Regions from separate parts of the Homo sapiens genome. Here regions 1 and 2 are each linked to region 3. Evidence: read pairs that join two places in POLR2A ChIA-PET (ENCODE). Cell type or tissue: PC-3. All regions are shown on one strand.

Region 1 (8,000 bases), 200 kb after region 3:
CCCCAGGAATTAGTCTGCGACTTCGTAGCTCGATGTCAAATCCAGCAATCTGTTAATAGTAATAATAGCTAGTGTTACTGAACACCCACCATGTGTGAAGCCCTGTTCCTAGGCTTGACTGGTGTTGGATGATCTGCCTCTGAAATGGCTCATTCACATGGCTGTTGGCTGGAGGCCTCAGTTTCCTCACTTAAAATAAAACATAAAACATGGGCCTCTATATAAGGCTCTTAAAGCAGCTGGCTTCCCATAAAGTGAGTGATCTAAGAGAGAGAGGATCTGAGTGATCTGAGATCTAAGAGATCTAACATCTAAGAAAGCAAACTGCAGTGCTTTTGCAGATGCAACATACCATCACTTCTGCTGTATTATACTCATCAGAAGTGAGTCACTAAGTTCAGATCACACTCAAAAAGAGGAGAATGAAGGTGTACTTTTTTTTTTTTTTTTTTGGAGATGGAGTTTCGCTCTTGTTGCCCAGGCTGGAGTGAGTGGCACAATCTAGGCTCACTACAACTTCCACCTCCCGGGTTCAAGTGATTCTCCTGCCTTGGCCTCCCAAGTAGCTGGGATTACGGGCATGTGCCACCACGCCCAGCTAATTTTCTATTTTTAGTAGAGATGGGGTTTCACCCTGTTGGTCAGGCTGGTCTCGAACTCCCAACTTCAAGTGATCTGCCCGCCTTGGCCTCCCAAAGTGTTGGGATTACAGGTGTGAGCCACTGCGCCTCGACAAAGGTATATCTCTTGAAGGGAGAAGTAGCAAATCATTACTTGGACATATTTTTAAAACCACCAGAATGCAAATTCTAATAAGTAGAGTATATAAATACATAATAAAGAACTCTTTCAAATCAGTGGGAAAACAGCTAAACCAAAATAGGCACAGAATGTTGAAGTATAACTTTGAAAAAAGTAAAATACTGATTCCGACAAATTAAAGGTTTTATTTAACTTATTAATAAGGGGGCGCTGGGTGTGGTGGCTCACACCTGTGATCCCAGCACTTTGGGAGGCCGAGGTGGGCGGATCACGAGGTCAGTAGTTTGAGACCAGCCCGGCCAACATAGTGAAACCCCGTCTCTACTACTAAAAATACAAGAATTAGCCAGGTGTGGTGGCACACACCTGTAGTCCCAGCTACTCGCTACTCGGGAGGCTGAAGCGGGAGAATCGCTTGAACCTGGGAGGTGGAGGTGGCAATGAGCCAAGACCACGCCATTGCACTGCAGCCTGGGTGACAGAGTGAGACTCTGTCTCAAAAAAACAAAAAACAAAAAAAAACCAACAACAAAAAAAAACAGGGTGGGGGTTAGGAAAATGTTAAAAGTGGTCCAAAGAGCATTTGAGAAATTAGAGACAATTTAACAAAGATGTTATGGAGACAATGTAACAAAGATTAATATCCATGCCCTGCTTCCTTTTGTCTTTCAACTTGGTTTATCCTGTCTTTTTTCAAGACTCAATCTCTAGATTATAAGCCTGGCATACTATTTATTGCACCAAATAAATTTTAACACTGCAAACATGGCTTGTGGATATAGGATTTGGTCAAAAGTCTGAAGTTACTAAATTGATTAAGGAGAAATAATAATAATAGCTAATGTTACTGAACACCCACTGTATGTCAAGCCCTGTTCCTAGGCAGTTGTAAGTAAATGTGTTCATTTACTAACTTTTCAGAAAAACTCTAAGAGGCCAGGTGGCGTTGCGCATGCCGGTAATCGCAGCACTCTGGGAGGTGAAGAAGGGTGGATCGCCTAAGTCCAGGAGTTCAAGACCAGCCTGGCCAATGTGGCAAAACCCTGTCTCTACAAAAATTAGCCAGGTGTGACGGCATGTGCCTGTAATTCCAGCTACTCAGGAGGCTGAGGCAGGAGAGTCGCTTGAACCCGGGAGGCAGAGGCTGCAGTAAGCCAAGATCACACCACTGCACTCCAGCCTGGGTGACAGAGCAAGACCCTGTCCAGAAAAAAAAAAAAAAAGGAAAAAAAGAAAAACTCTATGAGACAGTTAACTATTATTCTCCTTTATAGATTGGGAAATATGCCTAAGGTACTACAGAGTTAGTGGTAGCTGTGATTGAAATCCAGGCAGTTATCTGACTCCACGGCTGATGCTCTTAGTCGCCTACTACTGTCTCTCATCTGTACTTGAAGCAAATCAAATTCTTGATTATAACACATGTACACACGTGTGTGTGCATGAGCACATGCACATACACACTCACAAACACTCTGTGGAGGGGAGAAATCTCATCTACTTGCCTAGAATGGTAGTGGCATATAACTAACTAGCTGCACGGTTTTGTTTGTTTTTGTTTTTAGGAATGGTGTTTATTTAGTACTCCCCTGGATATAGTGAATTTCTTTAGGGGGCTGGCTAATTCACATGTTTGTAAATACAGAGTCAACTGGTGTGTTTTTGTTTTTTTTGGTTGGAGTCTCGCCCTGTTGTCCAGGCTGGAGTGCAATGGCACCATCTCGGCTCACTGCAACCTCCGTGTCTCAGGTTAAAGCAATTCTTCTGCCTCAGCCTCCTGAGTAGCTGGGATTACAGGCACGCATCAGCACACCTGGCTCATTTTTTGTCTTTTAGTAGAGATGGGGTTTCACCATGTTGGTCAGGCTGAACTCCTGACCTCGTGATCTGCCTGCCTCGGCCTCCCGAAGTGCTGGGATTACAGGCATGAGCCGCCACGCTGGGCTGGTTTTTTTTGTGTGTGTTTTTTTTTTTGAGAGGGAGTCTCAGTCTGTCACCCAGACTGGAGTGCAGTGGCGTGATCTTGGCTCACTGCAACCTCCGCCTCCCAGGTTCAGGAGATTTTCCTGCCTCAGCTTCCTGAGTAGCTGAGATTACAGGCGCCCACCACACCCAGCTAATTTTTGTATTTTAGTAGAAACGGGGTTTCACCATGTTAGCCAGGCTGGTCTCAAACTCCTGACCTCAACTGATCTGCCCACCTGGCCCTCCCAAAGTGCTGGGATTACAGGTGTGAGCCACTGTGCCTGGCCAGTCAATTGTTGAGTGGTCTTTGCAACTACTGAATTTATTTTGGTGATAGCCATATCCTTCTGGAGATAAAGATTTTGACCTTAACCTTACTCTTACTTATGATTAGAATGTCTTAACATTGATCTACAATGCAAAAACAAACAGAAAAATGAAACTAAAACCTCTTTGGATGCTTACACTGTACAGTTACTCGCACCACACAGCTTTCCTTCCCAGCTTCGTTGCCTGCTGTGCACTGGTACAGTCCAGAGTAGGACATGGTAAGATTCTGCAGCAGAACTCGTCCAGGGTGGTTGTAGTCTGCACAAGCAGAAAGAATGACTGTAAATCCCTTTAGTGATGGTATCTATATTTATTGTTTACTTTATTGTATCACTGAGCTGAGATTCCGTAATGCTATTTGATAAGAATGAAATGATGGAAAAGATATCCTTTGGGAACATGAGAAGAAAGGTAAACATTTTTTTTAAGTTGTAGCACATCCTCAAAAGTTACAAAAGATTGTGAACATTTAAGGGATACTAAACATAATATTTAGATATAGTGGATTTATGTAGTACATTTCTTCCAATCTCTTTTACTACTTTTACATGTCATTTGAGGAAAGGAAAGACAGATTTTCTGTTCTAGTTAATGGATTTTAAAAATGGCAGTTCAGGAGGTTCAGCAGGGTATTTCAGGTCACATAGTGAGTTGCTGAGAAAGCTGATTTAGAGCTCACGGATAGAGGACTATTTTGTTGGCTCAATAGATTGGTAGGAAGATGACTTACCAATCCTAGATTTGGGAGGCAGACGTTCATCCTCTCCCTCTTTCTCTCGGATTCGCTGCCAGTAATACACAATGGGCTCTGTGCCAGAGGATGACTCACACTGCAAAGTCAGGTCACTTCCTTCTGTCAGCTCTCCTTCCAACTCACACTTGGGCTTGGATGGTCTCACTGGCAACAGCAACAACAAGCAAAAGTGTAGTGATTCAAAGATCCCCAAACACCAGATTCAATGGAAAAATTATGTCCTATTGAGTTGCTTCTCCAGCCATCTGTTTTGGTCAACTTTTGAGTGGGGATTCAACTAGCCTTGCTTTACACTACCCCCACCAAAACATCCACCTCCATCCCCTAAGCACACATACCCGCAACTCCAGTGGTGCTGTTTTAATTTTTGGGGCAGAGGCTGCCTCATTACTTCTCAAAGAAGACACATTATTATTGGACATTTTAGGAAAGTTGAGCATGGTTTTACTGATACAGAAGTGTATTAATTTGGAAGCAATTAAGTAGAACTTGGTAGCTCTTGCTGTCAAAAAACAGAAATGAATTTGAATCATATCTGAGAGACTTAAATATGAAGATCCCACTTAAATATTAGAGAATATGTTTTGTAATGGACAACTATGGAAAATTGCTCTTATATTTTCATTTTTTATTATGGCTATAATACAGAAGATACACATTTCTTTCCAGGGAACTGGACGAGGTGACCTCTGAATGTGTAATCCAAAGTACTGAACATGATGTTTTGTACCACCGTGATGCATATGGCTATCCCTCTTAGATACCTTAGAAATAAGCTGTAGACATTCACTTTGGCATCCTATCTTACCTAAGACTTTTAAGATGACATGGCTCCACACGTAGCGCCCTGAATTCTTAACCTTACAGGTGTACCGGCCCTCATCACTGGGCTTCAGAGGTTCAATCTGCAAGGAGGCATCTCCTGCCAGGAAATTGGAAGCAAAGGCCACTCGGCCCTTCTGTTCCTCAGTCAAGTTATTGTAGACATGACGACTGGAGTAAGTGATCACCTGTGGGATAGACCGAGGCAGAGTCAAGCAGCGTAACTCTCAGCCTGCCTTTCCTGATGGTGTGAAGAAGAGGAAAGGGAGTACTCCCAGTGGCACAAAGTAGTCAAGCCTGGGGCTGAGAGTCCAAGAGACCTCTGTTCTAAATAAAAGTTAAAAATACAGTACATTTGCACCTAGGCCTTGCCTCTCCTTCCAAAAATAATAACACTTCATGTTTGTGTAGCATTTTAGTTATAAAGTATTATATTAAATGCTCAGAACCACTCCATCTTACAGGTAAGGAATTTGAAGTTTGACTTACATACTGAAGTTCACACAGCTAAGTCAAGGAAAGGAGGAAACCATGCAAGTGTACAGCTATGCATGTATTAAGCATAGACTTATGAAAGGAAAAGAAACCTCGGGACCCCTCGGGAAGCCAAAGGGAAGGTCGAGCTTGGAACGATGTCGGCAAACCTGCCTCCCATTCTTTTTTTTTTTTTTTTTTAAGTATTTGAGAGACTTCTATGAGACAGGACTGTTTCCTTGGTTTTATTTATTTATTTATTTATTTTTGAGACAGTCTCGCTCCGTCACCCAGGCTGAAGTGCAGTGGCACAATCTTGGCTCACTGTAACCTCCGCTTCCTGGGTTCAAGCAGTTCTCCTGCCTCAGCCTCCTGAGTAGCTGGGATTACAGGTGTACACCACCATGCCCGGCTAACTTTTGTATTATTGGTAGAGACAGGGTTTCGCCATGTTGGCCAGGCTGGTCTTGAACTCTTGGCCTCAGGTGATCCACCCTCCTTGGCCTCCCAAAGTGCTGGGATTACAGACATGAGCCACCACGCCTGGCCTGCCTTCCATTCTATTCCTGAATAAGAAATAAGATAGCTACAAAGATAAAAAAAAAAAAAAAAAAAAAGCTTACAGTACTCCTGCACAATTTGCCCACAAGGTGACTGCTTGTGGACAAAGGACAGACAGAACTCACAGTTACCCCTCTGCACACATGAGATAAATGCATATCTGATTGCTTCCTTTGCCCTATTTCACTAAGCCGAACTAATTTTTTATGTTTTTTTTTTTTTGTTTTTTTTTTGAGATAGAGTCTCACTCTTGTCGCCCGGTCTGGAGTACAATGGTGCGATCCTGGCTCACTGCAACCTCTGTCTCCTGGGTTCAAGCAATTCTTCTGCCTCAGTCTCCTGAGTAGCTGGGATTACAGATGCATGCCACCATGACTCGCTCATTTTTGTATTTTTAGTAGAGCTGGGGTTTCTCCATGTTGGCCAGGCTGGTCTTGAACTCCTGACCTCAGATGATCTGCCTGCCTCAGCCTCCCAAAGTGCTGGGATTACAGGTGTGAGCCACTGCGCCTGGCCCTAATTTTTTATTTTAGTAGAGATGGGGTTTCACCATTCTGGCCAGGCTGGTCTCAAAGTCCTGACCTCAGGTGATCCACCCTCCTCGGCTTCCCAAAGTGCTGGGATTACAGGTGTGAGCCACTGCGCCTGGCAAATCTCTTCTTTGGTTCAAGTGATTTATAATCAAGTGAGATTAACAAGGAAAGACTATTAAACAGAGAAAAAGAAATGATTTATTTGAAATAGTATCAAGGAGAGTGTCCCAGACAAGTTGGTGGCATTTGAGCTAGGCTTTGAGAGGCAAGGAGAAAAGGCCTGGAGGGAGCATTCCAGCTACACAGAAGGGCACTAAAAAAGGCATGCAAGCATATGGGCATCTCCCAGGCACATTTCAGCTGCAGCTGTTCCAAATTGTTTCACTCAAGCCCTCAACCCTGCCTTTGATCACGTGTTGCTCCACAGCTCTTCAGAGCCTTTCCTGAGAAGGTTCTCTCAATCAGATAAAACCTATGAACTCTGACCCAGAAAAAACTCACATATTATTTTGCAGATAATTCCATGGGGTTCCTAGCACTCAAGGGAAAGCCCTCTGCTTTAGGCACAGATGGGGAAGAGCTAGGATCACAGCCCTTCTCCTGGATGTGGTACTTGTTTGTTCTAAATATTTGTGGGGGCCAGATGCGTGGTGGTTCACGCCTGTAATCCAAGCACTTTGGGAGACCAAGGCTGGTGGTTTGCTTGAGCCCAGGAGGTTGAGGCTATAGTGAGCCAAGACTGCGCCACTGTACTCCAGCCTGGGTGACAGAGTGAGACCCTGTCTCAACAAATAAAATTTAAAAAAAGAAAAAAATGTAACTGGGTGCGGTGGCTCACAACTGTAATCCCAGCATTTTGGGACGCCAAGGCAAGCAGATCACTTGAAGTCAGGAGTTTGAGACCAGCCTGGCCAACATGGTGAAACCCTGTCTCTACTAAAAAATACAAAAATTAGACAGGTGGCCTGACGTGGTGGCTCACGCCTATAATCCCAGTCCTTTGGGAGGCCGAGGTGGGCAGATCACCTGAGGTTGGGAGTTCAAGACCAGCCTGACCAACATGGTGAAACCCCGTCTCTACTAAAAATACAAAATTAGCCGGGCGTGATGGCGCATGCCTATAATCCCAGCTACTCGGGAGGCTGAGGCAGGAGAATTGCTTGAACCCGGGAGGCGGAGGTTGCAATGAGCCAAGATCACGGCATTGCACTGCAGTCTGAGCAACAAGAGCGAAACTCCGTCTCAAAAAAAAAAAGAAAGAAAGAAAAAACTAGGTGTGGTGGTGTGCGCCTGTAAACCCAGCTACTCAGGAGGCTGAGGCAGCAGAATCACTTGAACCTGGGAGGCAGAGATTGCAGTGAGTGGAGATTATGCCACTGCACTCCAGCCTGGGCAACATAACAAGATTCTGTCTCAAAAAAATAAAATGAAATAAATAAATATTTGCGGCTCGGTGCAGTGGCTCATGCCTGTAATCCCAGTACTTTGGGATGCCGAGGCGGGTGGATCACGAGGTCAAGAGATCGAGACCATCCTGGCCAATATGGTGAAACCCTGTCTCTACTAAAAATACAAAAATTAGCTGGGTGTGGTGGCATATGCCTGTAGTCCCAGCTACTAAAGAGGCTGAGGCAGAAGAATCGCTGGAACCCAGGAGGCAGAGGTTCCAGTGAGCCAAGATCATGCCACTGCACTCCAGCCTAGGGACAGAGTGAGACTCTGCCTCAAAACAAGACAAAACAAAACAGAAAAATGTTTGTAGGGTGTTGTTGGCCCCACATCCTGTTGTACTCTGTAGG
Region 2 (8,000 bases), 280 kb after region 3:
TCACTTCCTGGCTGTTGAACTTGGGCAAGTTTCTTCACCCCTGTGAGCCCCAGGTTGTTTTCATTTACAAAGGGTGGTGCTAGTGATACACAGCACACAAGGTAGTCATTACTAAGATTGAATAATATAATTGCATCGAGGGCTTCGATGTGTGGCATAGAGAGAATGTTCAGTGAATATTATCTATGACCATTGCTATTCTATGTCTAATGCACTGAACCCCTTTCTATGTGCCAGGGATTGTGCTAGGCACTTGGGAGTCAAATATAAGTCAGACCTCCCTTAAGCAGTTCATGAAGTAGTTGCTATGTAGGCCTAGTTCTAAGACATTTCGAAAATGTGAGAAAAGCCAAAGATCCGTCAAAGCATTAAAGAAATCATTGTGCTTAAAATTGGATGTGTGTATGTTATTTAAAAAATACCTAAAATGGTGTTTGGAAAGCCCAGCAAAAACCCAGTCTCTCCCGGAAATAGTTTAACAGTTACTTTCAGTGAGAAGGTAAATATCAGCCTTCCAGAATGTGCTCATAGTAGATTACGGAATTAGTCCACGTGGGAGCTTGCAGGCTACTAAGACGGAGCTGCGCTTGGCCCGGCGATGGGGCAAGCCTGCATGTGACAGGAAGGAGGAGGAAGAAACAGGTGCGGTGGGTGAGGAGGCTACAGTGTGTCTTCTCAGGTCTCCTGTGGGCAGGCAAGCCTGGGGTACCCTCCAGGCAGCATATGAGTGTGGGCAGCATCTGAATGAGAACATGAGAACCTGTCACTTACTGGTTGGAGTCAAGGAATGCATAAAATTGGTGTGCTGTGTCAGTTTTAATTTATGTTAGCCTTACTATTTCAATCTTGGCATAATTATCTCACACTTAACAGAATAAGGGAGGGGCAACTGACACGTACAAGGCAGTGAGGTGGCGGGAGGCCCAGGGGGCACACAGGAAGGGTGGTTTTTGGAGGATGGCTGTGGCACCTTGAGTCTGCAGGGATGAGTAGGTGTTTTCCATAATTCTCTGCCAATCCTCTCAGTCAATTAATAGTTGTTGCTTTAAAAAATTATTTTCAATTTCTAGCCAAAAGGAAGAACAATGAGGAATGTATCAATTTTTTTGGTTTACATCTAGCACATTGGTTTGTTTTTAAGACCTCCTGCCTGATGATGATGATAATTTTATTTTTGTAACAAGCTGTTAAATGCTCGGAGAACCACAAAACAGACCCTGGTGGTAAGAATTTGTTTCAATAATCCCGGCTGGGTGCGGTGGCCCACGCCTGCAATCCCAGCAGTTTGGGAGGCTGAGGCGGGAGGATCACCGGAGGTCAGGAGTTTGAGGCCAGCCTGGTCAACATGGTGAAACCCTGTCTCTACTAAAAAATACGAAAATTAGCCGGTCATGGTGTCACGTCCCTGTAGTCTCAGCTACTTGGGAGGCTGAAGCAGGAGAATCACTTGAACCCGGGAGGCAAAGGTTGCAGTGAGCCAAGATTGCACCACTGCACTCCAGCCTGGGCAACAGAGCGAGACTCTGTCTCAAAAAAAAAAAAAAAAAAAAAAAAAGGAAAGTAAAAGAATTTATTTCAATAATCCAATTATACCCTGAACTTTTTCCTGAGAAGATAGATACTGACATTTTCAGAAGGACAGTGCTTAGAAGCATGTTTTGCTGCATGTCTTCACTGCACTTATTAATGATTTCCTAAATGCTGGCTCACATGGACGCAGTTAATTTCAAGGGGAAATCAGAGTGCAGCAGATATGCAACGAGAAACTTGGGAAAGGAGCTGAATTATGCAGAATTATTTGGATTGGCTCAAGTTAGAGACAAGTCTCTGATTGACTTGTTTTCTAAGATGTATAATAGCTTAGTCCTATTTCCATTCTCTTCCTTTTGAAGCCTCTTCCTCTATAAACATCTCAGGCATGAATTCTTCAAAGAAGTTGACAAGGGGGAGGGGTGCAGTGACTCAAGCCTGTAATCCCAGAACTTTGGGAGGCTGAGGTGGGCGGATCACCTGAGGTCAGGAGTTCAAGACCAGCCTGGCTAACCTGGCAAAACCCCATCTCTACTAAAAATACAAAAATTAGCCAGGCGTGGTGGTGCATGCCTGTAATCCCAGCTACTCAGGAGGCTGAGGCAGGAGAATTGCTTGAACCCAGGAGGTGGAGGTTGCAGTGAGCCAAGATCACACCACTGCACTCCAGCCTGGGTGACAGAGTGAGACCCTGCCTCAAAAAAAAAAAAAAAAAGGTGACAAGAAACTTGCCTTCCTATTTATTGATTGAAACAGGCAGCATTAGATTTCCTTGGCCTTCCTTTGACAGCAGCACTGGAAAGGGACAGGAAAGGCAATTACTTGTCCAAAGGTATGTACTAGGTATGTACCAGGTGCCTACTACGTGCCCAGCCCTGGGCCTAGCCCTGGGTTCTGCCCAGTGAGATTTGTAAGAGCAGTGCTTTAAGACTTGGTTTCTAATCACAAGTTACTTATAATCTATTTGAGACTGTAGAACTGAGACAGATGGAGCAAATAATTTAACCTGTTAAATATGTATCAAGCCCTTACCATGCACTAAACCAGTCATGCTCAGCCTGCATGTGAGAAGCACTGATTTTTTTTTTCTTTAAATGCAGAATGGGTTCGGGTATGGTGGCTCATGCCTGTAATCCCAGCACTTTAGGAGGCCAAGGTGAGTGGACTGCTTGAGCCCAGGAGTTCGATACCAGCCTAGGCAACATGGTGAAACCCCATCTCTAAAAAAAGAAAAAAATACAAAGAATTAGCCAAGCATGGTGGCAATGTGCCTGCAGTACCAGCTACTTGGGTAGCTGAGATGGGAGGATTTCTTGAGCCCGGGAAAGAAAGGTTGCAGTGAGCCAAGATTGCACCACAGCATTCCAGCCTGGCAACGGAACAAGATTCTGTCTCAAAATAAATAAATAAATAAATAAACAAACAAATATACAAAAATAAATACAGAATGGCTGGGCGTCACCCCTCAGAACAGCAGTCCCCCAAGAGTAGTTTTTGGACGAGCATCACCATCATCTGGTCACGTATTACACATGCAGACTCTTGGACCTAAACTCCCTTGGGGTGGATTCCAGCAATCTGTGTCTTCACAAGCCCTGCAGGTGCTAACGATGCACTGGCTCTCAAATTGGAGAACCACTTGATTCAGTAGGCCTCATGTACAATATGAGGCTTTGAGCTCCTGAATACCTGCACAGAGAACCTTGATGTGGAGCTAGGATTGAGAACCCCTGTGCTGGCAACAGGAAAGATGCAGAGATGCAGAGAACATGGCCCCAACCTGAAGAAGCTCACAGTTTAGTGGACAATGTTAAACCAAATGCCACTGAGTGCCACAGAACAGCTCAGTCTAAGGGGAAGTTCCTGGAGGACACAGAGCTCATTTTAGAGTTGAACAGGATTCTAAAGAGCTACAGGAAGATCTCTCAGAGGAATAGATGAGCAGAAGGACCCGAGGCAGGAGAAAGTGGGAAGAACAGACAGCGACTCAGCTTTGAAGAAAGCATCCATTTATTCATTTAACAAACATTTCCTGAGAGTCTACTCTTCAGCTGATTATTTATGATTTATAACACACCAGTTTCCAAAATGATTTGAGGTGGTTTATAATGTTAAAACACATCCAAAACAGGAACGTGTATAATGTATAATGCATGTATAATGCAAATAGAACAGAGATCCATTAAGAGGAACTGGGAAATAAATCTTTCAGGCACCTGGGATGAATTAATTGAGGGCTTGCTGGGAGCAAGACACCGTCAGAGGTGCTATGGGGTTTGCTGAGAGAGATGAAGGAGCTTATAGTCCACAAGGGAAGATAAAAGTTGCATAAATGGCCAGGTGTGATGGCTCACACCTGTAATCCAAGCACTTTGGGAGGTCAAGGTGGGCGGATCGCTTGAGCTCAGGAGTTTGAGAACAGCCTGGGCAACATGACGAAACATTGTCTCTAAAAAAAAAAATACAAAAAAAAGCAGCCAGGCATGGTGGCAAGTGCCTGTAGTCCCAGCTGCTTGGGGGGCTGAGGCAGGAGGATCACTTGAGCCCGGGAGGCTCAAAAGCTGCCTGTGAGTCAAGACGGCACCACCGCACTCCAGCCTGGGTGATAGAGTGAGACCCTGTCTCAAAAAAAAAAGAGAGAAGAAAACCAAAAAATAAAAAATCAGCATAAATAACCATATTTAGGCAAAGAGCCATGGCAGATTCAAGGCAGGAGAGATCATTCCCAGCTAGGAAAGTGGGTACCTGTACCTTGAAGAAGGGAGAGGGTTTGGGGGCTGAAGGAAGGGGAGATTAGGGCTACAGCTGGAAGCAGGAAGAAGAGTCAGGAGAAAGAAGGGTGTCCACAAATTCCCTAAGCAAAGAGGCAAGGGAGACAAAGAACAGGATAAATCAATGGGAATCCTGAGAGTTCCCATTGAAAATGCCACGGCTAGATCTTAGAGGGTCTTCACTTCAGTTGGAGAAATTTGTGTCCTGTTTGCTAGTCAGTGAGGAGTGACTGAAGGTGTTTCAGCTAGGAATTAACATGGGGAAGTCATACTTTAGAAAGATTAATTTAGCAGACACATGTAGCATGGAGCAGAAAGACAGGCTACAGGTAGGGAGACCATTCAGGAGGCTGAAACCTGGTCTAGACTCCAGAGGAGAAGTAAGCATGGCCTGAGCTGGAGATAGCAGGAGCAAGAGAAAGGAAGAGAGTTGAAAGAGACACTATGGAGCTGTAATCTATGGCTTGCTACTCAAAGCGTGGCCTGGGGACCAGCAGCAGTACCTGGGAACTTGTTAGAAAAGTAGAACCTAGAGCCCCACCCAGATCCCTACTAAATCAGAATCTGCATTTTGCCAGGAGCCTTCAGTAAAAGGGGAGAACCACTGGCCCCTAGGGCCTGGCAACTTACTAAGTGTAGGGAACAGGAGAGGGAGAAGGTCCTAAGGTAATGTCAGATCTTTCAAGGACTGGATCCTAGGGGTTAGAGGTAGAGTCAGAATTAATTTGCGTGGAGGCTGAGAGGGCCAGACTAATGACCAGCTTATGGGTTCTGAGGCCCACAGCTAGAGGGAGATGTTGGGAGCTAGAGTGTCTCTGCTTAAATTTCGAATCTTTACTGCAAATCATTGTACAGTGGAGCCGCTCAATCACATCGTCTACAGGTTCCCTCTGTAAAATGCAACAATGACAATAGTGCCCACATTTTGTTTTATTAAAAAAATCCAAATTAATTGGCCAACTATTTATTTTCCAGTAGTGATGATAGTGATATTAACAACAACATGGCCTACCATTTATTTATCAGTGTTTGCTCTGTTCCAGGGGAAGTACTAAATAATTTGCTTCTACGAAAATCAATAGTAAATACCTACCAAAAATTGTCCTTATCTGTTATATTTACCCCCATTCGTATCATATAATTTATCTATTTCTTTGTCTGTCTGCCTTAATAGACTCCCCTTGGATTTCCTGGTACCTAAAATAGGGCCTCACAATTAGTAGGAACTCATTGATTTAGTTATTGTTATTTTTATTTTTATTTTATTTCCTGAGAGGAAGTCTTGCTCTGTCACCAAGGCTGGAGTGCAGTGGCCCACTCTCAGCTCACTGCAACTTCTGCCTCCCGGGTTCAAGCAATTCTCCCACCCTAGCCTCCCCAGTAGCTGGGATTACAGGCACGTGCCACCACGCCTAGCTAGTTTTTGTATTTTTAGTAGAGACAGGGTTTCGTCATGTTGGTCAGGCTGGTCTCTAATTCCTGACCTCAGTTGATTGACCCATCTCGGCCTCCCAAAGTGCTGGAGTTAAAGATGTGAGCCACCATGCCTGGCTTGATTTTTTTTTTTTTAAATGAATGAAAAACTAATCAAGTGAGAGTAGCTATCTGTATAGCACTTTAAACACCGTGACAATTTAGCACACAACATTGTACTTGTTTATGCATCTGTCTCACATGGGAAGAGATGAGCTTATCCATCTTCCTGTTCCCAGTCTGAACCTAGTGTCAGCCTCAATAAAGTAAGTGCTCAAAACATTTAGATGAATAAATGAGTTTGTAGTTTGCACTAACATGTTTTTAAAACATGATAATACACTCCTAAAGTTAGGAAAAGTGACCTTAGAATCATTGGAATTGAAACTAACCAAAGAATGTTATAACATAATCAAGTATATTCTAATATGTCCAAGAAAGAAAGGATGTCGTAACAGAAGGGTCATGCTCTCTACAAAGTTCTAGAAAAAGGACTGTAAAAACGCGATTTTGACAGTATCATTCTACATTGTGCATGGGACAGGCTACGCGTCTGATAAAAATAGACACCTCTTCAGACCAGAGACAACTTTTCCAGTTTTTACCAGCCTGATGGAAGGATCCTCATATCCACCATAGCATCTTCTGATCTGTCAGCTGCCCTCTGATGACAAGGCATCCCCCAGGAGGGAGTGTTCCAAACACGTAGCTAACCTTGGTATAAACAGGCTGCTAAAAACAGCCTGAAAGTAGGGAGAAGTTTGAATCCCAGCTCCACCATATGGTAAGTCTAAAACCTTGAGCAATTTACTTGACCTATTACAACTTTAGCTTCATTCATAAGGATGAAACTAACAGTTATGACATTAAAACAACAAAATAGTGTATATGAAGTCCATGATCCAGTATCTGGTACCTACCGCATAATATTAATACTCTAGCCCTGTTCCTGACCATCCCTTCCCTCCATGCCCAGATGTCCCTCTCATAGTTAACAAGGACATTATTATTTTTCTGCATCCTGGCAGGTGCACAAAGGTCCATGGTGTCCATGGTGACCATCTTAAAGTACTGATTCCCCAGGCCTTAGCAGCTCGCCACTAAAAGCTTTCCTCTTTTTAGCATCATTATTTTCAGTTTCCTGACTTGCTAGAAATTCACCGAGCCAGCTTCAAAAGCAGTGTTCTTTGTACCCAGCCCAAAGACTGTAGGGACCTTTCCCAAACCCTCCCTTAATCTTTCATCAGCCTAGGGACTAAGAGAGCACAGGGTCTACCCAGGACAAGCAGGACAAGTGAGACCTAGTGCCCTCTCCCCAGGAAGATACCACGGGAAGCAAGGTGATGTAGAGAGGCCGGCCTTCCCACAGTCAGCAACCAGATTGGACTGTCAACACTGTCAAGCCATCTTTCATTTTCCCAAGTTCTATTAAGGTTTTGCTACTTCCAGTATGCTTAAAAAGGTCTTAAATTTCAAGAGAAAATTTTAAAATTCAACAGGCATAAGATCTGAATTCTCTACTACAAAGCCATATGGACTCATCCTACATCAAAATGCCACCAAAAATTCATGATTTGCAGCCACAATCCTTCCATTCATTCCACCTTCCAACCTCCTTTCCGCATCGTGAGGCTTCATACCTCGCAGGCCTGAAGGGGGAGCAGTCGAGCCCAAGTTCTGGGGCACTGGTAGTGTTGGATGTAGCGAGGTTTCTAGTAGTTACTGTGGGCATCCCTACATCCAGGTGCCTCTTCTCCAGCCTTATCTCTTTCGCCAAGCCCCAGGGCTACACCCTCTTCAGAGAGATTGACTATAAATGGTCATGGGGGAAGCAGTCAGAATGCCAAGAGCTGCAAGCCTGACAGAGCTTGTGTATCAGCCTGACGGCTTCAATAGCCCAGAGTCTGCTGCGTGGAATCCCAAACAGCCTTGTATCTTCCTCCCTAACCACAGACAGCCTGCCTGCCTCTTGGGCCTTGTTTAAACAAGATGAGAGCAGGCCGTGTTTGGACTAGAAGGCCCGTGACCCTTCCCCAGTGTGGGAGAACAGGTCAGCAAGACATGGTGCAGCCTGAATGTGAGCTGCTCTCTTGCTTTTAGGTCTTCCTGACTTTCAGAAACTGGGGGCCATAAGAGCTCCACCATCTCAGAAGTCTGCTGCCAATAGGAGGAAATAGTTCAGGTTCTGTTGCACGGCAGGGTGACTATGGTTGACAACAGTGTATT
Region 3 (8,000 bases):
CCTTAAGTCATAACAACAAAAAAATGCCTCCAGATGTTGTCAACTCTCCGTGAAGGATAAAACTGCTCCAGCTTGAGAAGCACCCTGGTCCAAGAAGCATCAGACAATGTGGGGGAACTGCCACAAAATTCCTGCTAGAGGAGACGCTGCTGAGCTAGACATAGGTCTGGTGGACTCAGGAGGGGTAAGACCAAAAAGGAAATGGAGCAGAGGAAGGACCTCACGAACAGAGCATGAGTGATGTGTAGGAGAGGGAAACAGAAAGAAGGGAGTTGCATGAATGGGTGGCATGGGGTGGAAAAGGAGTAAACTCAGTTCAGTATTACTAACCCATGTATTTAAGCGCTTTTTGACTTGTTTTTCCTATTCTGCGTATTTTGGTTAGTTCAGGGTCAGGTTGACAGCTGAATTCTAAAAGATAATATATGCAAAAGCACTTTGCAGACCCTGTGAAGTGCTATTCATATGTAAATTATCAATGTTATTACCATAACAGCAGATGAAAACAATGCACTTTATGGTTTTATTTTGTTTGCATGCACTCTGTAATCCTTAAGAATTCTGAAAAGCAGAGCATTAGTGTGCTGCTTATTAAACCATTGTCTCTCAGCTTCACTCATATACTCTGGTCGTGATGCTGGGGCAACCCCTACAAACCTCATTTTTCTTTGCCAGCCGGCTCCTTGTATTACTCTGCCAGGAGGGGACAGTAGAGGGAGACCCCAAGCCTGGAGACTGGAAAAGGGACTGCTCCTTCCTTTTCCTCTCGAGGTCACCTTGACAACGTCTCTTCACTCCAGCAGCTCAGTTGGTTTCAGCAGCAGTAGCTGATTCCAGTTTTCCCAGCACTCTCAGAACCAGCTTCATGATTCCTTTTCAAAGACACCAGCACCCACTAGCTTGGGATTTCACCCTCCTGAGAGGCCTGGGTCCCAGCTCTGAGTGTTAATAATTTCAGTGTTAATACTTCTAAGTGTGAATAATTCTTTCCTGTGATTCCCCAGCCACAGAGGTGGAAGCTGCTTCCTGTACTTACTACCTCTATGACACTTGTGTTCCCTTTTCAACTTTTCAGTTAATAAATCTTCATATTAAATTATTTCCATTATACTAACTGGCATGGTTTCTGTCTTCTCACTGACCCTGACTACCACTCGTGTTGATTATTCCACCCTTTAGTCACTCCAGATACTCAGGACAGCCATTACAAGGGGAGAAGGAGGAAGATCAAGCCCAGAGTGTCCCACGCTCTATGTGTGACTAGTCTCTGCAAGTAGCTGCTGGATTGACAGACTCCTGAATCACGTAGGGACCACTAATTTTCAGAAAAGCCAGTTAAAATCTCTTCTGGATAGTGCAGAAAACACTGGAAGAGTCTAAAGAACCACAGCATCAAAAGTAGACAAGTGTGAATGACTCAGCATTGATTCTATAACATATTCTGGAAGCCACTATTAGGACTAAATCCTTTTGCTTGAAATTTGCTTGCATGTTTGCAGTTGCTATAATAATACCTTGTATAATATACTGGGCAGAATAACACTAATGGTTTCAGCTACGTTGCTTTTATTTCTTCTACAGACATTGAGGTCCTACTGTGTACTCATAAGACAAGGTCCCTGCTGCCAAAAAAGTAAAAAAAAAAAAAAAAAAAAAAAAACTAACTCAAATAAAAAACAGAATAAAAAGTGCTAAAGCTGGGTAGTAAAGACATTTTCCAATTTCCTGTGTTTCCTATCATTAATGAGGCAACTGGTATTGAAGCATTCTTTTTTTATTTTATTTTATTTTTTTGAGATGGAGTCTCGCTCTGTCACCCAGGCTGGATTGCAGTGGCACATCTCAGCTCACTGCAACCTCTGCCTCCCCGGTTCAAGCAGTTCTCCTGCCTCAGCCTCCCATGTAGCTGGGACTACAGGCGTGCACCACCACGCCCAGCTGATTTTTGTATTTTTAGTAGAGACGGGGTTTTGCCATGTTGGCCAGGCTGGTCTTGAACTCCTGACCTCAGGTGATCCACTCGCCTAGGCCTCCGAAAGTGCTGGGATTACAGGCATGAGCCACTGTGCCTGGCCGAAGAATTCTCTTTTTTTTTTTTTTTTTTTTTTGACAAGGTCTCACTCTCACCCAGGCTGGAGTGCAGTGGCACAATATTGGCTGACTTCAGCCTCAACCTCCTGGGCTCAGGTGATCCTCCCACCTCAGCCTTCCAAGTAGCTCGGACTATAGGCACGCGCCACTACGCTCAACTAATTGTTAAAAATTTTCGTAGAGACAAGGTTTTGCCATTTTCCCCAGGCTGGTCTTGAACTCTTGGGCTCAAGCAATCCTCCAGCTCGGTTTCCCAAAATGCTGGGATTACAGGGTGAGCCACTGCACCTGGCCTCAAACCAATCTTTGAAGGTAGTTATTCAAATCTACTTGTTGTTTTAATGTGAAGATAATTCCTAATGCTTCCTTTCTTTATTCTTTTTTGAAACCTTTTTTGATAGTGAAATATTCTACCCATACATAAATGTACAGCTTAATGAATTTTTACAAGATGAACATCTATATAACCATCATTAAGGTCAGGAAATACAGTCTCAAAAACATTCTTCTCCCTACCTGCCAGAACCGACCACAATCCTAACTTGATGGGAATCACTAAGTGGGTAGTGTTTCCCATAAAATTGCTTTTTTGCTTTTTTTCATAGTTTCCTCCACTAAGTATGGAGCCACAATCACTGTAGAGTGTAATTTAGCCTGTTTTTTATATACAAAAATCATACAGTATGTACTTTTTCTGGGTTTTTGTTGTTGTTCAAAATTGTGTTTTTAGTATGCCTCCATATTGTTACACATAGTTGTATTTCATTCATTTACAGTGCTATGTAGTATGCCAGTATAGGCAATAGCATAATCTAATTAACCATTCTTTTGATGGATAGTTCAGTTATTTCCAGTTTGCATGCACAGGAGCACGCACTTCTTAGGGTAAATACCTAAAAGTGAAATTGCTGGATCCCAAGGCATACATATCCTGGCTAATGTCAAACCATTTTCCAAAATGGTTGGTTGCATCGGTTCTCACGTCCGCCCGCAGAAGGTGACGGTTCTTTGCACTACGTCCTCCCTAGCACCTGACGCTGCCAGACGTTTCAACTTTGGACTTTTCGACTCAACTTATGGTGAGTGTGGTATTATCCGCTGTGGTTTTAATTGGCCTTCTTCTGATTATTAATGAATTAAAGCATCATTTCAATAAACAGATATTTATTGGCCATTTAGATTTCTCGTGTGTTTGTGAAATACCTTTCCATTTACCCATTATTTAATTGGGTTCCTTTTCTTCTTGATTTGTAGCAGTTCCTCGCGTATTTTAGTAGTTTTATTTGTGGCAAAGATCTCCTCCCCCGGGTGGCCTCTGCCCTCCGGCGCTGGGAAGTCCGGGCGGCGAGGCAGCCTCTCCCGGGGCGTTCGGGCTCCTCCGGCTCTGCCCCGATGTCGTTATTACGGCCGTTTGCAGCCTCCGTGCCAGGGCCGGGGGTGCGGTTCGGGACGCGGGATCCTAGGTCGGGTCCTGCCCCGCCCATGTGGCGCCGGCGTCTGTGTTGTCTGCGGTCTCCAGGGCAGCGCCGGGGCGGGCGGGGGCCCGGGCGGCGGCGGCGGCGGCGCGGGAGGATGCGGGGCCCGTCCGGGTCGCGGCCGCGGAGGAGCGCCGGGCAGGTGACGGGCGGTGGCCTCCCGGATCTGGGGTGGGCGGCGCGCCCGGGGAGGGAAACGGGAAGGGCTTACTGGGGATGGGGACGGCAGGAAACCACCCAAGCAAGCTGGGGAGGAGCCGGCGCGGGAGCCTTCGGGACGGAGTGGGGAGCGACAAGGGGGCGAGGCCGCGACAAGGGGCTGGGGGGCCGCCATGCGAGGCTTCGGCGCCCGGGCACCCAGAGCAGCCCTGTTCCCGGTCAATTAGGACCGGTCCCGGGCACCAGGCCCGCCGACTTGTCACTTCCTGGACCTCCAAACGCCCCTTGTGACAGGCCTTGTTCCTCAGGAACAAGCAAAGGTAGAAAACCGAACGCCTCCCCTGGGCAGCTTCCGGCCTGTTTCAAACCAGGGTTCGTTCCTTTTTCTTTACGATTCATCTTGGTGAGCCCAAGCAGGGTTCCTTTTCCCCTCCAGGAGAAAGTTCGATTGTCCCATGCTAGTGGACTAGACCCACTGCAGGGATCCCTGGGGAGCTGGCCGCTTCTTAGTCCCTAGGTGCCATCGGATCTATCGCTGTCTTGTTTATTCAGGAGACTAGTCACCTCTCTTGGTCAGAAATTTCAGCGGCACAACCTTTTTTTTTTTTCACTGGACGGGAGGAGGGAGCCACATTCATGAAATTTAAACGCCCACTTTCTAACTTATTCAAGCTGTCAGCTGTTCCTTCTTCCACCCCATGTTTTGGTAAGATCAGGCCTCCACAGAAAACCCAGCTTTTGTGGCGTTTGGCTTTGCTCTTTGCATACTTTAGCAAACTTCAGGAATCTGCTAACATCAGCAAAATTATCTTCTGTGGTTACTGTTTTATTTTTTATTCATTCCAAGAAAGCTTAGCCTATTTCATTTAAGAAGAGAAGTTCAAGGGACTGAATTATTTTAAGAGTAATTCTAAGTTGCACTATAACGCTTAAGCTTGCTCTTCAGGATCTCAAATTCAGTGACCTTAGCTCCTCCAGTAAAACCGGTGTTAAACAATCTCTTTTACTTAAAATGTGTTAGTATTTGATAGATTTGCTGCTTTCTTGGCACATCCTAAAAAAGCAACAATTAAAATAATAAGGCAGAATGCAATATGTATTTTAAAAATAAGAGACAAAATAATACAACAAACCAGTCTGTAATATTAGAGAATAATATGTTAGTCTACCAACAGGGCAGACTTCGAGTTCAATAGAAAACTCACTTCGTGTGTATTTACATATGAACGTTCCCTTTTGCCTGTTGTTTGTTAAGGTGCTTTCCTCCAAGGATTTGATGATGCTCCTTGCAAACATTAGCAACAAGGTCAACATTATAAGCAATCCTAGGAATAGTAATAAGGTTGTGTCATTTAATTAAAGTTAGGATTTGCCAAAAGAACAAGAGCAAGCCATTAAGACAAATTTTACAGCAATTTCTAATGGTAAAGGTTTCTGTTACCTGACTCACAGAAAAAAAAAAAATGGGTATAAAGGCAGTGAGATAGAAAATAGACCAAAATAGAAATGCTAGGTAGAGATGAAAGGAAGCACAATCCAAAAACATCATGTCCGTTCGGTCCTACATGAACTCAAAGCACCCTTTCCATGGCTCTTTATAATGACCCTTACAGACAGTGCAGGTTCACTTGAATCACACTCGTAAGTGAGTTGGAAGGGACTCCAGCTAACTCTTAGCTGTAATTCAGGCCAATCTCCCACCCACTCAACTTTCCCCAGGATAGCATCCCGTTCGGTAATGTAGACCTCCAGGCTCTGCTTTGGATCGCTCAGTGGCAGAATTCACAAGACCACTAAATCTTTTGTTGAACAGTTTTATTTATTTTTTCTGATAGGGTCACGTTCTGTTACCCAGGCTGGAGTGCAGTGGCACTCCAGCTCACTGCAGCCTCTGCCTGCCCGGCTCGAGTGACCCTCCTCCCACCGCAGTCTCCCGAGTAGCTGGGACTACAGGCCCATCCCACCATGCCCACTAATTTTTTGTATTTTTTTTTTTTTTTTGTAGAGATGGGGTTTTGCCATGTTGCCCGGGGTGGTCTTGAACTCCTGGACTTAAGCGATCTGCCCACCTTGGCCTCCCAAAGTGCTGGTATTACAGGCGTGATTGTTGAACAGTTTTAATCGTTATTATGGGTTTTAAAAAATACCGGATGAGGTTGATCTCCATTTATGTCCACCTAAATTATATGTTCCTATCTAGTCACAACCTGGCTATCAGAAAGTCTTTTCCAAATGATGTTGCCAGCCCATATAGGTCTAGGAACAAAACAGCTTCCCCATTTACAGTTCCAACTATGGAAAACTACACTCTTCTTTCTTCTTACTTTACTTTCCAAAACATAGCCCCTGAACCTGTTTTACTCTATCCATGAATAACTACGGACCATATTTATATTGCCCATAGTTATTTGGGCATTTGAAATAAGGCTATCAAAGTACTGTCCATAATTAACCATTTGTCTTAGTCCAGGCTTGTCTGTAACAAGCCCTTGGAAGCTAGAAATAGGAATCCACTTCCAAGCAGCCATTTATTTCATCAATAAAACTGCATTCGATTACTCAGGCTGCTTATGAGCGCTACATCAGATGTGTTTCTGCAGAGAGAAAAACAATTGTTTTTCTAATAGACCTTTCTTATACACACAAAAGGGTGCATACAAAAGCCTGCAGATAATATAACAAGGTTCTCTTACTCATTTAAATATTTGATTAACGTTGACAGTATTGAGATTTTAGTGGTCGCAGAGTAACATAAATATATTTTTTTTCAGGTAACGCTTTTGTGAACCACAACTTTAAATATCAGCCAGCTGCTCCTATCAACACGAGTATCCCCTGTTAATTTTTTGCATTTTTCAAGATGAGTAAACGTAAACTAATTCCCAAGCTCTCTATTCAATCTCCTGTCCTTCATACCAACTTAAATGTCCAGTCCACACACCCACCTTTGAAGAAAGAAGACTTACATCGGATTTCAAAAGACTCCTTGGAATCTGATTCAGAAAGCCTCACGCAAGAGATTATGTGCCATTCTGAGTTTGATGATCGAATCCGGGGCAACGGTATGGAGCCCGACAGCTTAGACGAGGAGGAAAGCCCTCGATGGGGAAGCCTGCACGAGATGGAAGAGGAAGCAAGTGGAAAAGCAGCTCAGATGGCTCGCGAGCAAAACCACCATACCTGGGACCAGGGCGCCAATAACAGGTAAGGAATTGGCTTGTGTAAGATAATAATGGGCTCTAAAATGTATCATTAGATAATTACTGTCGTCATTCCAAATTAGAGTAAGGGCAAGCTGCCCTAATGAGCGCCGTGTGTGAGACAGGTCTCCAAGCAGCCAAGGATAGCTGGGCACCATGTTTTTTCCATATTCAGATTTTTTTTAATTAAAAAGTGCAATGGGTATTAATAAGGGCAATTCGCATTTCTCATACCATTTACTTCCTGTCCATATTCCAAGTGTCTCCGCACTAGGACCTCACCTGGGAGAAATTCCAGAAAGCCGGGTATGGAAAAGGATGTGGAGTCAGGTGGACTTGATTTGGTCCAGGCGTTGCTGTTTAGTGTATAATCTGGAATAAATCACTTAACTCTTTTTTTTATTTTTTTAAAAATTTTATGTAGTATTAAATATTTACAATAGAGATGGGAGCTCATTATGTTGGCCAGGTTGGTCTTGAACTCCTAGCCTCAAGCAATCCTTCCACTTCAGCCTCCCAAAGTGCTATGATTACAGGCATAAGCCACCATGCCTGACCCACTTAATTCTTTTTTTGGCTCACTTTTTCTCGTCTGTCAAATAACCTGACTTGCCTATCTCACAGGATTGCTATGAATGTCAATAAAGTACAAATAATTGGGGGTAGAATCTTACTTGGCCCATTCAAAGCTAGTAGAGGTCTACCTCTCAGGGCTTGTATGATCATATAAAGATTTAATCTAATAACCAGAATTTAAGGGATTTAACCTTGTGCTATGAGCTACCAAAAAAAAGTAAGGGAATATGAAATAATGTGTGATATCACTCTGTTACAATTGAGGCACTGAGGATATGAGAGTACAGAAGAAGGTAAAAGCTATTGATTAGGAGGAGGTTTTAGTGTGGTGGTGAAGTGCATGGTGTCTGAAGCAGACCATTTGGGTTCAGATAGTGGCTCTGCCACTTACTAGCTGTATAACCTTGGCCAAGTCCAATTATATTTCTGTGCCTCAGTTTCTTCATCAGTAAAAATGGGATAATAATAATAGTTAACCAGTTATTATGAGGCTAAAATA

The links. ChIA-PET counts read pairs that join two places held together with the same protein. Peaks named below come from ENCODE experiments on the same cell type or tissue, not always from the same donor. Only the 100,000 strongest peaks of a DNase experiment are listed, where the experiment ranks them.
Region 1: POLR2A ChIA-PET joins it to region 3 with 13 read pairs; 2 of 35 experiments call an interaction of 5 or more read pairs at or near these places.
Region 2: POLR2A ChIA-PET joins it to region 3 with 11 read pairs; 2 of 35 experiments call an interaction of 5 or more read pairs at or near these places.

What each region holds. Positions count from the first base shown.
Region 1 is chr11:123,079,893-123,087,892 of GRCh38, forward strand. It overlaps CLMP (CXADR like cell adhesion molecule), which reads right to left. Exons shown (of 7, transcript NM_024769.5): 3 at 4,620-4,821; 4 at 3,788-3,955; 5 at 3,193-3,315. It overlaps LOC124902775 (a long non-coding RNA gene), which reads left to right. Exons shown (of 2, transcript XR_007062927.1): 2 at 3,122-4,985. Among named protein-coding and RNA genes, the nearest start is that of HSPA8, 22 kb to the left of the region's middle. RefSeq lists an enhancer at 3,729-4,023. In PC-3, no CTCF peak of the experiment used is centred here; a DNase peak (open chromatin) is centred at 3,889; H3K27ac peaks cover 1,943 bases.
Region 2 is chr11:123,158,750-123,166,749 of GRCh38, forward strand. All of the region lies in intron 1 of CLMP (CXADR like cell adhesion molecule), which reads right to left. Among named protein-coding and RNA genes, the nearest start is that of CLMP, 32 kb to the right of the region's middle. RefSeq lists an enhancer at 7,988-8,000. In PC-3, CTCF peaks have their summits at 5,107 and 7,411 (motif pointing right); a DNase peak (open chromatin) is centred at 32; H3K27ac peaks cover 1,402 bases.
Region 3 is chr11:122,879,265-122,887,264 of GRCh38, forward strand. JHY (junctional cadherin complex regulator) reads left to right here and starts at 3,495. Exons shown (of 9, transcript NM_024806.4): 1 at 3,495-3,708; 2 at 6,497-6,929. The coding sequence starts at 6,586. RefSeq lists a silencer at 3,614-3,973. In PC-3, no CTCF peak of the experiment used is centred here; a DNase peak (open chromatin) is centred at 4,287; H3K4me3 peaks cover 2,264 bases; H3K27ac peaks cover 999 bases.